Regions from separate parts of the Homo sapiens genome. Here regions 2 and 3 are each linked to region 1. A link is a contact called in ENCODE Hi-C or POLR2A ChIA-PET data. All regions are on one chromosome and are shown on one strand. The core of a region is the stretch at or near the end of the contact, and the rest is flanking DNA. Distances in the headings are between cores, read along the strand shown.

The links. A loop is a pair of places that touch in the nucleus more often than their neighbours do. ChIA-PET counts read pairs that join two places held with the same protein, here RNA polymerase II (POLR2A). Pooled maps may share reads with other maps.
Region 2: a loop to region 1 is called in a pooled map, with 3 times the contacts of the local background. The contact joins the promoter of CHAC1 here to the promoter of RHOV in region 1. A Hi-C loop is called at or near these places in 3 of 50 pooled maps. POLR2A ChIA-PET finds 5 or more read pairs at or near these places in 11 of 52 experiments (CD4-positive, alpha-beta memory T cell, GM12878, H1 and 7 more).
Region 3: a loop to region 1 is called in a pooled map, with 1.8 times the contacts of the local background. The contact joins the enhancer-like site here to the promoter of RHOV in region 1. A Hi-C loop is called at or near these places in 2 of 168 maps with a recorded cell type or tissue (DLD1 and endothelial cell of hepatic sinusoid), 1 of 37 single-sample maps with no recorded cell type and 1 of 50 pooled maps. POLR2A ChIA-PET finds 5 or more read pairs at or near these places in 8 of 52 experiments (GM10248, GM12878, H1 and 5 more).

Annotation. Positions count from the first base shown.
Region 1 is chr15:40,871,486-40,875,744 of GRCh38, reverse strand. RHOV (ras homolog family member V) reads left to right here and starts at 1,511. Exons shown (of 3, transcript NM_133639.4): 1 at 1,511-1,813; 2 at 2,003-2,061; 3 at 2,244-3,531. The coding sequence starts at 1,606. The coding sequence ends at 2,687. It overlaps LOC124903475 (a long non-coding RNA gene), which reads right to left and starts at 2,003. Exons shown (of 2, transcript XR_007064600.1): 1 at 1,822-2,003; 2 at 1,157-1,435. RefSeq lists a silencer at 1,457-1,976 and an enhancer at 3,615-3,904.
Region 2 is chr15:40,951,219-40,955,747 of GRCh38, reverse strand. It overlaps CHAC1 (ChaC glutathione specific gamma-glutamylcyclotransferase 1), which reads right to left and starts at 2,277. Exons shown (of 3, transcript NM_024111.6): 1 at 1,934-2,277; 2 at 1,485-1,520; 3 at 1-375. The coding sequence starts at 2,164. RefSeq lists enhancers at 1-49, 2,475-3,068 and a silencer at 2,544-2,803.
Region 3 is chr15:40,785,810-40,789,792 of GRCh38, reverse strand. The region is part of intron 1 of DNAJC17 (DnaJ heat shock protein family (Hsp40) member C17); the gene reads left to right. Among named protein-coding and RNA genes, the nearest start is that of C15orf62, 18 kb to the right of the region's middle. Within about 2 kb of position 2,157, at least 19 of the 41 ENCODE cell types and tissues checked have a DNase peak (open chromatin) inside an H3K27ac peak, as active enhancers do; they include HCT116, where a contact is called at or near this core.

The sequences.
Region 1 (4,259 bases), core at 262-2,761:
TTATTTTTATTTTTTTTTTGAGATGGCGTCTTGCTGCGTCTCCCAGATTGGAGTACAGTGGCGCAATCTCGGCCCACTCAAGCTCCGCCTCCTGGGTTCACGCCATTCTCCTGCCTCAGCCTCCCGAGTAGCTGGGACTACAGGCGCCCACCACCATGCCCGGCTAATTTTCTGTATTTTTAGTAGAGACGGGGTTTCACCGTGTTAGCCAGGATGGTCTGGATCTCCCGACCTCGTGATGTGATCTGCCCGCCTCAGCCTCCCAAAATGCTGGGATTACAGGTGTGAGCCACTGCGCCCAGCCTATTTTTTATTTATTTATTTATTTATTTTTGAGACAAAGTCTGGCTCTGTTGCCCAGGCTGGAGTGCAATGGCATGATCTCAGCTCACTGCAACCTCCACCTCCCAGGTTCAAGCCATCCTCCCACCTCAGCCTCCGAGTAGCTGGGATTACAGATGCACACCACCATGCTTGGCTACTTTTTTTGGGGGGTTTTTTGTTTTTGTTTTTTAAGAGAGAGTCTTGCTCTGTCACCCAGGCTGGAGTGGAGTGGCCCAATCTTGGCTCACTGCAACCTCCACCTGCCAGGTCCAAGTGATTCTCCTGCCTCAGCCTCCTGAGTAGCTAGGATTACTGGCACCCGCCACCACACCTGGCTAATTTTTTGTATTTTTAATAGAGACGGGGTTTCACCATGTTGGCCAGGCTGGTCTCGAACTCCTGACCTCAGGTGATCCACCCACCTCGGCCTCCCAAAGTGCTGGGATTACAGGCGTGAGCCACGGAGCCCAGCAACAGCAGGCTATTAATAGTTAAATTTTGGGGTAGTCAAAAGTTATATAGGGATTTTCGGCTGACTGCACAGGGTTTCTCGCCCATAATTCCCGCTTTGTTCAGGGGTCAACAGGTTTTTTGTTTGTTTGTTTGTTTTTAGGATCTGTCACACATGCTGAAGTGCAATGGCACTATTATAGCTCACTGTAACCTTGAACTCCTGGGGTCAAGTGATCCTCCTGGCTTAGCCTCCCAGAACGCTGGAATTACAGGCATGAGCCACTGCTCTCAGCCTCAATATTTAAAAAAGTAATTCTTTCATTAATAAAATTATCCCAACTTTTTAATACTCATGCAAACATATGCATAGAGTTGTTTCTTGTAAGTTGAACAAGGTTTAATTTGCACACTTGTTTAACCTGAACATACTGTATTATATGTTCTGCAACTTGCTTCTTCCTCCTAACAATAAATCATGGATGTCTATCTCTTCTTGGTATTCTCATTTGACGATTCTTTGTCCTTGTACCTGCGTGACTCTTGGAGCTCCAGCTTTCTGCCTGCCTTTCCTCCTCCCGGGGTTTTCCTCCTCCTCGCCTGGCCTCGCAGGGTGCCTGGCCGCGGGAGATCTTCGCCGATGGGTGGGGTCCGGGGCCGCCTGAAACATGTAGATGAGATGGGCGGGGCCCTACACAAACCCGCTGGTAGCGCTGGGCCGACTCGCCCAGCCTGGACCCATTCAGTCAGAGGCAGCCAGCGGGACCTGCTTCACCGAGCGCAGCGAAGCCGAGACCCGGGCTGGCCCCTCTGCTGCCCCCGGAGCGGGCCATGCCGCCGCGGGAGCTGAGCGAGGCCGAGCCGCCCCCGCTCCGGGCCCCGACCCCTCCCCCGCGGCGGCGTAGCGCGCCCCCAGAGCTGGGCATCAAGTGCGTGCTGGTGGGCGACGGCGCCGTGGGCAAGAGCAGCCTCATCGTCAGCTACACCTGCAATGGGTACCCCGCGCGCTACCGGCCCACTGCGCTGGACACCTTCTCTGGTACGTACGTTCAATCGCCCGTGCGGCCGCGTGGCTGCGGCGGGGCTGTGCACCGGGGAGCTGGGGCGGGCGTCTCGGCGGGAGGGCGCAGAGGACCCCGGGGAGGAGACTGGAGCAGGCCCCGAGGTGGCGCTGGTGCGGCCCAGGACGCTCTTCCTAACTCAGGCTCTCCCCGCCCCGCCCCTGCAGTGCAAGTCCTGGTGGATGGAGCTCCGGTGCGCATTGAGCTCTGGGACACAGCGGGACAGGTGAGAAGCTGGGCGCGGCCTCTACTGGTCTGCGGGGAGATGGGCTGGAGGCTGGGAGGACCCCATATGGAGCAAATGGAGAAAGCCTTGGGCTCTTGGAGTCTCAGGTTTCCAGCCCCGGGTGAGAAATGGATTCCATGTGTCGGGGGGCTAATCCTTACCACCTGGCCTTCCCACCCCAGGAGGATTTTGACCGACTTCGTTCCCTTTGCTACCCGGATACCGATGTCTTCCTGGCGTGCTTCAGCGTGGTGCAGCCCAGCTCCTTTCAAAACATCACAGAGAAATGGCTGCCCGAGATCCGCACGCACAACCCCCAGGCGCCTGTGCTGCTGGTGGGCACCCAGGCCGACCTGAGGGACGATGTCAACGTACTAATTCAGCTGGACCAGGGGGGCCGGGAGGGCCCCGTGCCCCAACCCCAGGCTCAGGGTCTGGCCGAGAAGATCCGAGCCTGCTGCTACCTTGAGTGCTCAGCCTTGACGCAGAAGAACTTGAAGGAAGTATTTGACTCGGCTATTCTCAGTGCCATTGAGCACAAAGCCCGGCTGGAGAAGAAACTGAATGCCAAAGGTGTGCGCACCCTCTCCCGCTGCCGCTGGAAGAAGTTCTTCTGCTTCGTTTGAGCAGCTATGGCTGCATAGCAAGTAGTAGGCAGGAGGCCAAAGACTTCTGAGACCTGGGGCACCCGGGCCTTTGCGGCAGCTACTGGCAGGGCCTGGCCACCTCATAGGACTCAGTTCCCTTCTGAACACTCGGGGGACATGGGCCTCTAACTGCCCACTCTGATATGCCTGGGTGAGCCTAGGAGGGAAGGCTCTGATTTGGATTTCTCCAGTCAAAGCTCACAGAAAAAAACCTGGCACTTTGATTTTCATGGGATGGTCCTAACAGGGTCAGTCACCTCCGAGCAGTTTGGGAACCCAGTTTCTTGTCCTGGGCCCTCAGGTCAGCCTGGCTGAATTAGGACCCTTCCTTGGCACAGGGGTGAGAAAGAGCTTGGGGAACGCTTGGCATTATGGAGGGCTGGAAGGGGCTCAACCCCGATTTGGAGAGAAGTTTGGGATGGAGTGGGCGAGAGATTGAGAGAGCGAGCAGGAAAAGAGGTCTTGGAGCCTGGGACTGATGGTGGATAAGGCCTGGAAAGAAGATGACGAGGAGGAGGAGAGAGGGAAGTGGGGTGGATGAGGAGCAGGCTGACACCTGGGCTGCCCTCAATCCCCAAGGCCAGGGAGGGCGGGGCTGGCCCCTGGGAAGAACTGGGTCTCTGGGCTCCCTAGGCACTGCCCAAACTGGCTGAGCCAGGAGTGGGGCAGGAAGTGAGAGTCAAGGCCCAGCAAAAGGAGGGGGAGGAGCTGCAAATTAGAACCTGAAGGAGGACCGGGTTGGGGATCATCCCTTTCCTCAAGGTCACACAGCCTAGAAGCTAGAGCAGTGCAGAGTCTGCAAATAAAACCTTAAGTCTGTGAAGGCGTGCGTTGTCTCTGTCATTTCCTGGAGCCCACTCCTCCCTCAGAACCCTCCTCAAGGCCTAACTGCCTGGCTAGAGACAGATTGGGGACCAAAGGACTGAGGCTAGATTGAAAGGTGGGGGCTGGACTGGGGGTGGGGGCAGTGTAATGGGAACTGGACTGTGGGGGTAGGTGTGGAGCTCCCCGCTTGGGGCTCAGCTGGTTCCCAGGAGAGCTAGCGTGGGAAGCGGCCTGGAAACGGGTTTCCCCAGGTGTCAGCGCCAGAGCTGGTTTCCCATGACCTCACCTGGTGGGTGGAGCCCCTCCCCTCCACCCCTCCTTTCTAGAGCACCATGCTCAGCACTGGAGCTCAAGGTCAGTCCCCAGCCTTCTAACTTTTCTGCTCTGTTCCTTCTGGCAGTTCACAGGGCCCTGGGGCTCAGGTTAGGGGACCATCCCCCCCTCCGACCTCTATTCACAGCCTGAACATAAAGGGAACCCATACAGCCTAAACCTCAATCACTGGCCAAAGTTCTTAGACTTGGGTTGGACCCAGTCTTCAGCCTTGGCACCTAAGGAGCTAGTGAAGGTCAGGGTGCTGCTTGTGAACAATTTAAATAGAGGTTTATCCCCAAGTATCCTGTGCAAGAGCGAGTTCATTGGGAGAGGACTTGGAGAGGAGCAGGGATCTGGAGAACATTCCCTCATGTTGGAGCTTGAAGGGACTTTGAAGGACACCCAGGGAGA
Region 2 (4,529 bases), core at 1,028-3,527, 79 kb before region 1:
GGGGCAGAAGCAGGGCAACATGGTGCCCACAGCGTCCACGATGGCTGCCAGGTGCTCGTCCTGCGCCTGAGGCCCACAGAGCTGCATGAAGTCTGCCAGACGCAGCAAGTATTCAAGGTTGTGGCCGGAGAAGCCCCGGCAGGCCAGGATCTGCGTGGCAATGGCCTCTTCAGGCGCAGGGCCCAGGTAACCAGGGTTCTGTGGGGTGGCCACATAGGCCAATGCCTTCAGTGGTTGGTCAGGAGCATCTTGGGGATAGAAGGTGACCTCCTTGGTATCGTAGCCACCAAGCACTGCCTCTCGCACATTCAGGTACTTCAGGGCCTTGCTTACCTGCTCCCCTTGCACTTGGTATGCCACGCCCCAAGTGCAGCCCTGGGAAGAAATAGGGACACCCGGGGTCAGTCATGACAGCTCCTTGCTGCTCCCTCTCCTATCCTAACATGCCACCCCCACCCAGGACTGTGCTCTATAAGGGAGGCTGTGGTCGGCTGATGAGCCATCTGGTGGCAGTACCTCAAGCCCTTGTACTCTCTTTGTTAAGAACAGTTGAAAGGCCAGGCGTGGTGGCTCATGCTTGTAATCCCAACACTTTGAGAGGCCAAGGCAGGTGGATCACTTCAGGTCAGGTGTTCGAGACCGGCCTGGCCAAAATGGTGAAACCCCATCTCTACTAAAAATACAAAAATTAGCCAGGCATGGTGGCGTACGCCTGTAACCCAGCTACTCGGGAGGGTGAGGCAGTAGAATCGTTTGAACCCAGGAGGTGGAGGTTGCAGTGACTTCAGCCTGGGTGACAAGGGTAAGACTCCGTCTTAAAAAAAAAAAAAAAGGCATAGTTGAGGCCAGGTGCAGTAGCTCATGCCTGTAATCCCAGCATTTTGGGAGGCTGAGGGTGGGCAGATCACTTGAGATCAGGAGTTCCAGACCAGCCTGGCCAATATGGTGAAACTCCGTCTCTACTAAAAATACAAAAATTAGCTGAGTGTGGTAGCGCATGCCTGTAATCCCAGCTACTCGGGAGGCTGAGGTGGGAGAATCGCTTGAATCTGGAAGGCAGATGTTGCAGTGAGCCAAGATTGCATCACTGCACTCCAGCCTGGGCAACAGAGCAAGACTCTGTCTCAAAAACAAACAAACAAAACAACAACAACAACAACAAAAAAAAAAAACAGTTGACAAAGTGGTCTAGTACCAGGGAAGACAGGATTCCTCCTCAAAGTGTGGTCCAGGATGTGGTGGCATCACCTGTAAGCTAGTTAGGAATGCTGTGTCTCAGGACCCATTCTCATGCTACTGAACTAAAATCTGCATTCTAACAAGATCCTCATGTGATTTGGTGAGAAGCACTGAGCTAGAACACGTTTCTACTCTGCCAGAGAAGCATCAGACAGAGCTAGCCTGCAGCCAAGAGCCTATGAGCTCTCTCTGCTGGTCCCCCTTCACACTGGGCCAGGGTTCCCCTTCATGATTCGGGCACTTACCTCATGATCTTCAAGGAGCGTCACCACACGGCCAGGCTAGGGAGGGAAGAAATATTTTGAAATAGACAAGTTAGAAATCAGCTCTGCCATCAGCAAGGAAACCTTTATCAATCCCGCTGACCCGGGCCTCCAAGTGCCCCACTCTGCATGCTGAGTCCCATTCATGCAGGGGAAGGTGGGGGAGCGATGCACGGATGTAGGAGAAACGTCCAGAAACACTGACATGTCAGTGGTCCCAGTTGGTGATCAACACAGGGATCCACAGGTTCACAGACTCCAGCCATCACAGTGATGCACTGGGCACATACATTTAAATGAGCCACAAACCCCAGACACAGGTTTACACATTTCTTTCTATTGGCCCAGAGAGCCCCGGACATTCCAGGGCACTGGCGCCCAGTATCCCGCCCCCAACCCCCTCACTCCCCTGGGCACGGTTGGATGCTCACCATCTTGTCGCTGCCCCGATGGAAGGTGTCTCCCTGCCAGAAACGGCGGCTGTAGCCGCGCACGAAGCCCACACGGCTGTCGCTGTAGGCGAAGTCGGGCCTCCACACCAGGGAGCCGTACCCGAAAATCCACAGCGCTTGAGGGTCGCCGTCGTTTCGGGGGAACTGAGCGGACGGCGTAGGGGACTGCGAGGTGGGCGGGGTGTTCGGGGCTGCAGACTCCTGCTTCATGGTGCCTGGCACAGGGATAGGCCCAGGCGGCCTCCGGGGCTGGTCTCCGGCGTGGGCACGGAAAGACCGACGGACGCACACACCTGGCCTGGCACCGCTCGGTAGCTCCAGCTGAGCGCCCCCCATGGAGGCGCCCTTTAAACCTTCTTGCCGGGAGACCACGCCCACCGCGGCCAGCTGCCGCGGTGATTGGGGTGGGGCAAATCCCCTTTTGGCCAATCAACTTCGGATTCTGCTTCTCACTTAACCGCGCCGCGGGCCCAGCGCGCCCGCTGATTGGTTCAGCTCCACCTCTGTGGCAAACCTGGCAGGAGTGATGCAACGGCAGGGGAGGTTTCTCCAGCGCCGGCATGCAGCAAGGGCGCCTCGGATTGCGTCAGGCGGCGGGCAGGGGGCACCCGCCGGGCCCAGGGCGGGCACCGGGCGGGCGTCTCCCCAGCCGCCCCCTCATGACCTGGGCCCCTTGGAGGTACGGCGAGCGAGTCCCAGGCGGTGTCAGCCCAGCCTTGCCGCTAGTGCATCTGGCCGAGTCCCTGCCAGCCTAGGCGGCACAGACTCAGTCCCAAGTCGAGTCCAGGGCACGTCCAGAAGGAGCGCTCTGGGCGTCGTAAACTTCCGTCTCTGGGGCCCCTCCTGAGATCATGCACTGCGGGAAAGCTGTCGGAGGCACCGTCCGCATTCCGCTCAAGTGCCTCACGCCGTTGGCCATTGTGAGCAAATGGAGAAACTGGGCCACGGGGCTGCAGGGGGTTCTGCAGAGACTGCGGGGCTGAGTTAGGTAGGCCAGGCGCCCGGAGCTTGCAGGCCTCACATGGGCTACGCCCCGGACCAGGTGTGGGACCCCTCGAGCCCAGGTAGGCTCGGGGAAGAGCCTGTTAGAGCGCTTGGACCGACCGGCAGTCACTTTGGAGGTGGTGGCTGCACCTGCGGAGAAAGGCTATAAAGATGCAAAAGCCAGGCTAGTCTTGCCCCCAAGGCGATGGGTTTAATTCTTCCTGGACGTGAGATTTTGCAGCAATGATTAATCCATAGGCACAAGGTTCCGGGAGCAGCGGGCAAGGAGGGCCCAGTGAGGCCCCCACAAGACTATGGCCAGCTACTGGTCTTCTCCCTCGGCTTCTGGCCTCCCAGCCGAGTCCACAGGCCGCCGGGGGTTGACCCAATACGCAGCAAGGGACTGCCCTCAGGGGATGTCACTGACTGTAAAAGGGAAACAGAGGCAGCTGAAGGCCTTCTCTCTAAACTGGCCAGGAGATGGCTGGCAGGGGCAATGTGCAACATGGCTTCTCATTCGATTCTAATTCAATATTTAAACTAAACGTGATCTTCACACTTCACATATTCATTCCGAAGGTGTCGCAGATATAAGTGGGAAACTTGCACAACAGTGTGTATAGTACAAAGCTATTTCTTTAAAAACAAAAAGTATTCGTGTAATAAATAATCTGGAAGAATATACCTAAACAGTTAGCAGAGGCTGGCACCAGAGGAGGACTTTCAGTATCAAACTTAAACAGTAATGAAAAAGTCTGGATTTTTACAGGGAGCATGAATTACTTTTCCAATCAGGAAAAAAAAAAAATTACCAGCAAATGGTCCTTTCTGGTTATTCCTTTCTTTTTCGCTTTCTCTCCATTTCCCACATTCAGTCTCCCTCTTCTCTTCTATCCTGTCCCCTTTCGTTCATATGAGCACCTCCTTTGTTGGTAGCTTCTTAGAAGAATGTCCTCTTTTCCACTCACCAGCTGTGGGTTGTAGTCCGGGAAGTGGGAAACTGGTATCCACATATTGCTGAAGTATCTGAATTGGCACAAACAACCCTTTGAGAAAGCAGCTTGGTGATACAAGTCAAGAATCACAAAATATCCCTGCCCTTTGACCCAATACTCCTTCAGGAAATTATTCAAAATACGGGAAAAGCCATATGCCTGAAGATTTTCAATGCATTGTTACTTTTTTTTTTTTTTTTTTTTTTTTTTTTTTTTTTTGAGGTGGAGTCTCTCTCTGTTGCCCAGGCTGGAGTGCAGTGGCACAATCTCGGCTCACTGCAACCTCCGCCTCCCAGGTTCAAGCGATTCTCCTGCCTGAGCCTCCCGAGTAGCTGGGACTACAGGCACCTGCCACCACGCCTGGATAATTTTTGTATTTTTAGTAGACACGAGGTTTCGCCATATTGGCCAGGCTGATCTCAAACTCCTGATTTTGTGATCCGCCCACCTTGGCCTCCCAAAGTGCTGAGATTACAGGCGTGAGCCACCACGCCCGACCTTTACATATTATAGCAAAAACAAAAGAAGAAAAACTACTTAAATATCCAAAATTAGCTAAATGTTTAAGGAAATTATGTCAATTTACCATTCACATG
Region 3 (3,983 bases), core at 908-3,407, 87 kb after region 1:
AACTAATTTCTTTTTACTAATACAAATTTGTTTATAAAGGAAACAATGCATTAAGGGAAGACAGAAATGAATGAGGTGTAGGAAGTACCAGGGCCCAGAGGGAAGGAGTTCTACCCCCTGGGAAAGGGCAGAGACTGGGCAGAGGAAGTGGTTCTGGGGCTAGAGACCCAGGCCTCTAGGAGTTAAGAGTGACAGCAGGCAGTGGGGAGACGTTTCTGGCAGATCTGGGCATGAGAATCTACAAGCTGAGAGAAGGTAGGAAAGGCTTTTGGGGTCTGAGCCTAATATAGCGGTGGTTAGGATAAGGTTAAAAGGGAGGAGGTGGGCCAGAGAGCAGGGTGGTATCTGAGGAGGAGAAAGAGGGCTGTAGACTGGGTTTCAAGTGGGCTGGTTTGGGGAAGTGGACCGAGGAGAGCAGGATAGGAGGGAGTACTGTGGGGGAGTGAAGGAAGGGGGACCTGGAGATGAGATCCGGGGGGATGGGAGGAGCTAAAGAGTGGCCTCAGGATTGGCTGAGGAACCAGAGCCCAAAGGGCGTACAAGGGCCATCATTTGGGGAGAAGCAGGCCAGGCTCCGTGTGTGGTCCCAGCTGTTCTAGGTGGCACAGGCCCCTGTTCTGAGACTGAACCATGGGCCATGGCTATCAGCCTGAGAGGGATGTCAGTGTGAGGCCCAGGTTCTCTGGTATTATCTTGGTACCACCAGCAGGCCCATGTTTTGGGAGCATTGAGCTGAGGGGGCTGTCTGGGGTTGGCCAGCTCTCTGCTTGTGCCAAGCCTTGGGAGCAGCCCATAGGTTGTACAGTGCCCAGGCATTTGGGGACTTCTCTGTAGTGCTGTCCCAATAGGGGTCACAGGCTGTAAGGAATGAAAGGATCAATCTTTCAGGCACAGGGAACTTCTCTTTTATTTTTATTTATTTATGTTTATTTAAAGAGATGGATCTCACTCTGTTGCCCAGGCTGGCATGCAGTGGCATGCAGCCTCAAACTCGTGGACTCAAATAATCCTTCCCAGCCCCACCCAAGTAGCTGGGACTACAGGTGCATGCCACCATGCCTGGCTCATTTAAAAAAAAATTTTTTTTTTTTTTTTTTGAGACAGAGTCTCGCTCTGTGGCCCAGGCTGGAGTGCAGTGGCATGATCTCGGCTCACTGCAAGCTCCGCCTCCCGGGTTCATGCCATTCTCCTGCCTCAGCCTCCCGAGTAGCTGGGACTACAGGCGCCCGCCACCATGCCCGGCTAATTTCTTGTATTTTTAGTAGAGACGGGGTTTCACCGTGTTAGCCAGGATGGTCTCGATCTCCTGACCTCATGATCCACCCACCTCGGCCTCCCAAAGTGCTGGGATTACAGGCGTGAGCCACCGTGCCCGGCCCATTTTTAAATTTTTTGTAGAGGTGGGGTTCGCTTTGTTGCCCATGCTGATCTTGAACTCCTGGCTTCAGGCGATCCTCTTGCTTTGGCCTACCAAAGTGTTAGGATTACAGGCATCAGCCACCATGCCTGGCCAGAGGGGACTTTTAGGCAGGTGCCCAGAGCTCTGTTGTTTGCTTCCTGCGTGTGACATCAGGCAGTCATATACCTCTGGGGTTCCTGCTAGTGAGGGGATGGGGAGGCATCTGCCTCTCCGGGCTTGGGGAGACGTGGCTGCCCCAGCTGTTATCACTCACTGTGCCTGTGACTGGAACTGGGCCTGGCAGTGGGTTTCCAGCTGATTTACCCGGGATGCTTTGTCCATTCAGTGCTTGTTGTCACATAGAGCTGCCTCCCTCTGTGTCCTCCTTATCTAAGTCTAACCTATCAGCCTCGGCCTCTTTACTTGTACCACTTACTTACCTGGCTCCAAGCTTTATTACAAGAAAGGACAGCAACCTTTTAAAAAATAATGATCCCTTCTTTGTAGGGCACCTTTCTTTTAAGTTAATGATGGCTATTTTGTATTTATTGGATCCCTTAGCACTTAGCTTTTTTGGGTGAGTCAGGAGTTCCTTCCCCCATCAAGAGGTGAAACTGGAGGCAGGTGGATGTCAGAGGCCCTGCTGTGTGCTTGCGGCAAAACCCAGTGGAGGTGGCTAGAGACCCAGCTTCCAGCCCTCCTCCCCTGCTCTGGGTTCAGGTTGCTGAAAGTGGTAGAACCGGTTATAGAGCTTCCGGGGAAGGGCTGGGTGGCTGCCAATTTATTATTCATTGTCTGATGTGGGCAATGAGGGGGTAACATTTAGTTCCCACTGTGGTTATCCTGGCAGTCTGCTTTAGTAATTCCTTCCCTTTCCCAGACTTGGTTTTTTAAGAGGAGGTGTTAGCAGGGAGGAGGAGAAATTGTGAAATAGTGGTCAGATCTCCTAGGGTCTGGATGGCACCTACTTCCTTCTGCTCCTCAGTGGGTCTGAAGTAATTGACATAGTTGAGGTTTCCGATTGTGTTTTGGTTGAGAACAAATGAATGTTTGCCAATTCATGCAACAGATATTTATTGTGTGCCTGCTGAATGCCAGGTGCTGTTCACTGTTCTGGACCCTGGGGAGAAGCAGAACTCCCTGCCTCCTAAGTACATCCACTTTATTTGTAAGGGGAACCCCCATACCTTCCTATACCCTTATGCTCTCATTTAAGGTATAGTTATAACCAGCTTATCTGTTTCTCTAGACCATACCAGAAAAGAAGCAGCAGATGAGCAGCACTTCTAGGGAAGGGCTGGCATCTGGCAGTCTAGTAGAGGCCAACTAAGGAAGTAATAGGAAAACTATTAAAAGAGTAGAATTTAAAATCCTCGCCACCTAGGGAAGCAAATGAAAAGCCTGACACCACTCTCCGTAGAACGTGTCATACTATTCAGTAGTTGATGTTCTGGATGATGATCCTGAGACATCAAAAACAGATTAAACTCAACCAGTCTAGGATGGAAAAAGGGTGGTAGACAGTGAGGTTTTTAGAAAGCCATCAGGAGAAAGACCAAGTTTCTGCAAATTGCAGTTCGAAGTACTCACGGAGCTTACATTTATCTGAGATCTTCGTCCTTCTGAGGCTGGGCCTTAGAAAGAGCTTCTCCTCTGAAAAGCCATGATCTGGATGGGGAACTTTGGGTTGGAAACATTTGAACTGTCACCTGGATCCTTTGTGAAGTCTCAGAAATGCAAGTGTTTCTAAGCGCTAGAGAGACCAGGGGATTTAGGGGAAACCTATAGGTAAAGAAGAAAAGCTGCAAGTGAAAAGCCACACCTTGCTGTGGCTGCTTCAGCTCTGCCTCAGTGATCCCAGCACCTGCAGACACAGTTTCTTTCTTTCTCTTTTTAGAGATGGGGTCTTGCTCTGTTGCCCAGGGTGGTCTCAAACTCCTGGGCTCAAGCGATCCTCCCGCCTCACCTTCCCAAAATGCTGGGATTACAGGCGTGAGCCACTGGACCTGGGCCAGAGTCAGTTTCTGGAGGAGCTTCCAACCCGGGATACCTGGCTTTCAGCAGTCCTGTTTATCCTATATCATAAGGAGTAAGATTATAGAGGATGGCCCTTCTATTTCTTGTTCTTCTGAAAGTTCCTCTCCTTCCCAATTTTGTGATAGTTATAAAAAATAATTGTTGTACATTTTTACCCTGAATCTAGCCTTTTGAGCTGTTCATAAGGTAGGATTATTTAATAATAAACAATATTGAGACCGGAAGGTTTTTCAAAGGCCTGCTTTAGGAGAGTTGTGTTTACATGGTGAGAAATTCTTCAGGCAGCAGTCAACTCCAGGAGGGCTGGACAAAGCTGGGAATCTAGTTTGTAGTACAAAGCACCAAATTCTAGGCCAACCGGTTCAAAGTCAAAACTGGTCTTCCAGGCTAAAACCAAGGGATGGGCCCTGCCCAGGGCAGGTTTAACAGTTAAATATAGTAATAACTAGTTAATCAAGACAGACATACTTGACCAACATTCTTAGGCCAGCTGGGTTTTGATTCAAGGCCACTCTGGAAGATCTCAGGCTACCTACCCATCCCTTCT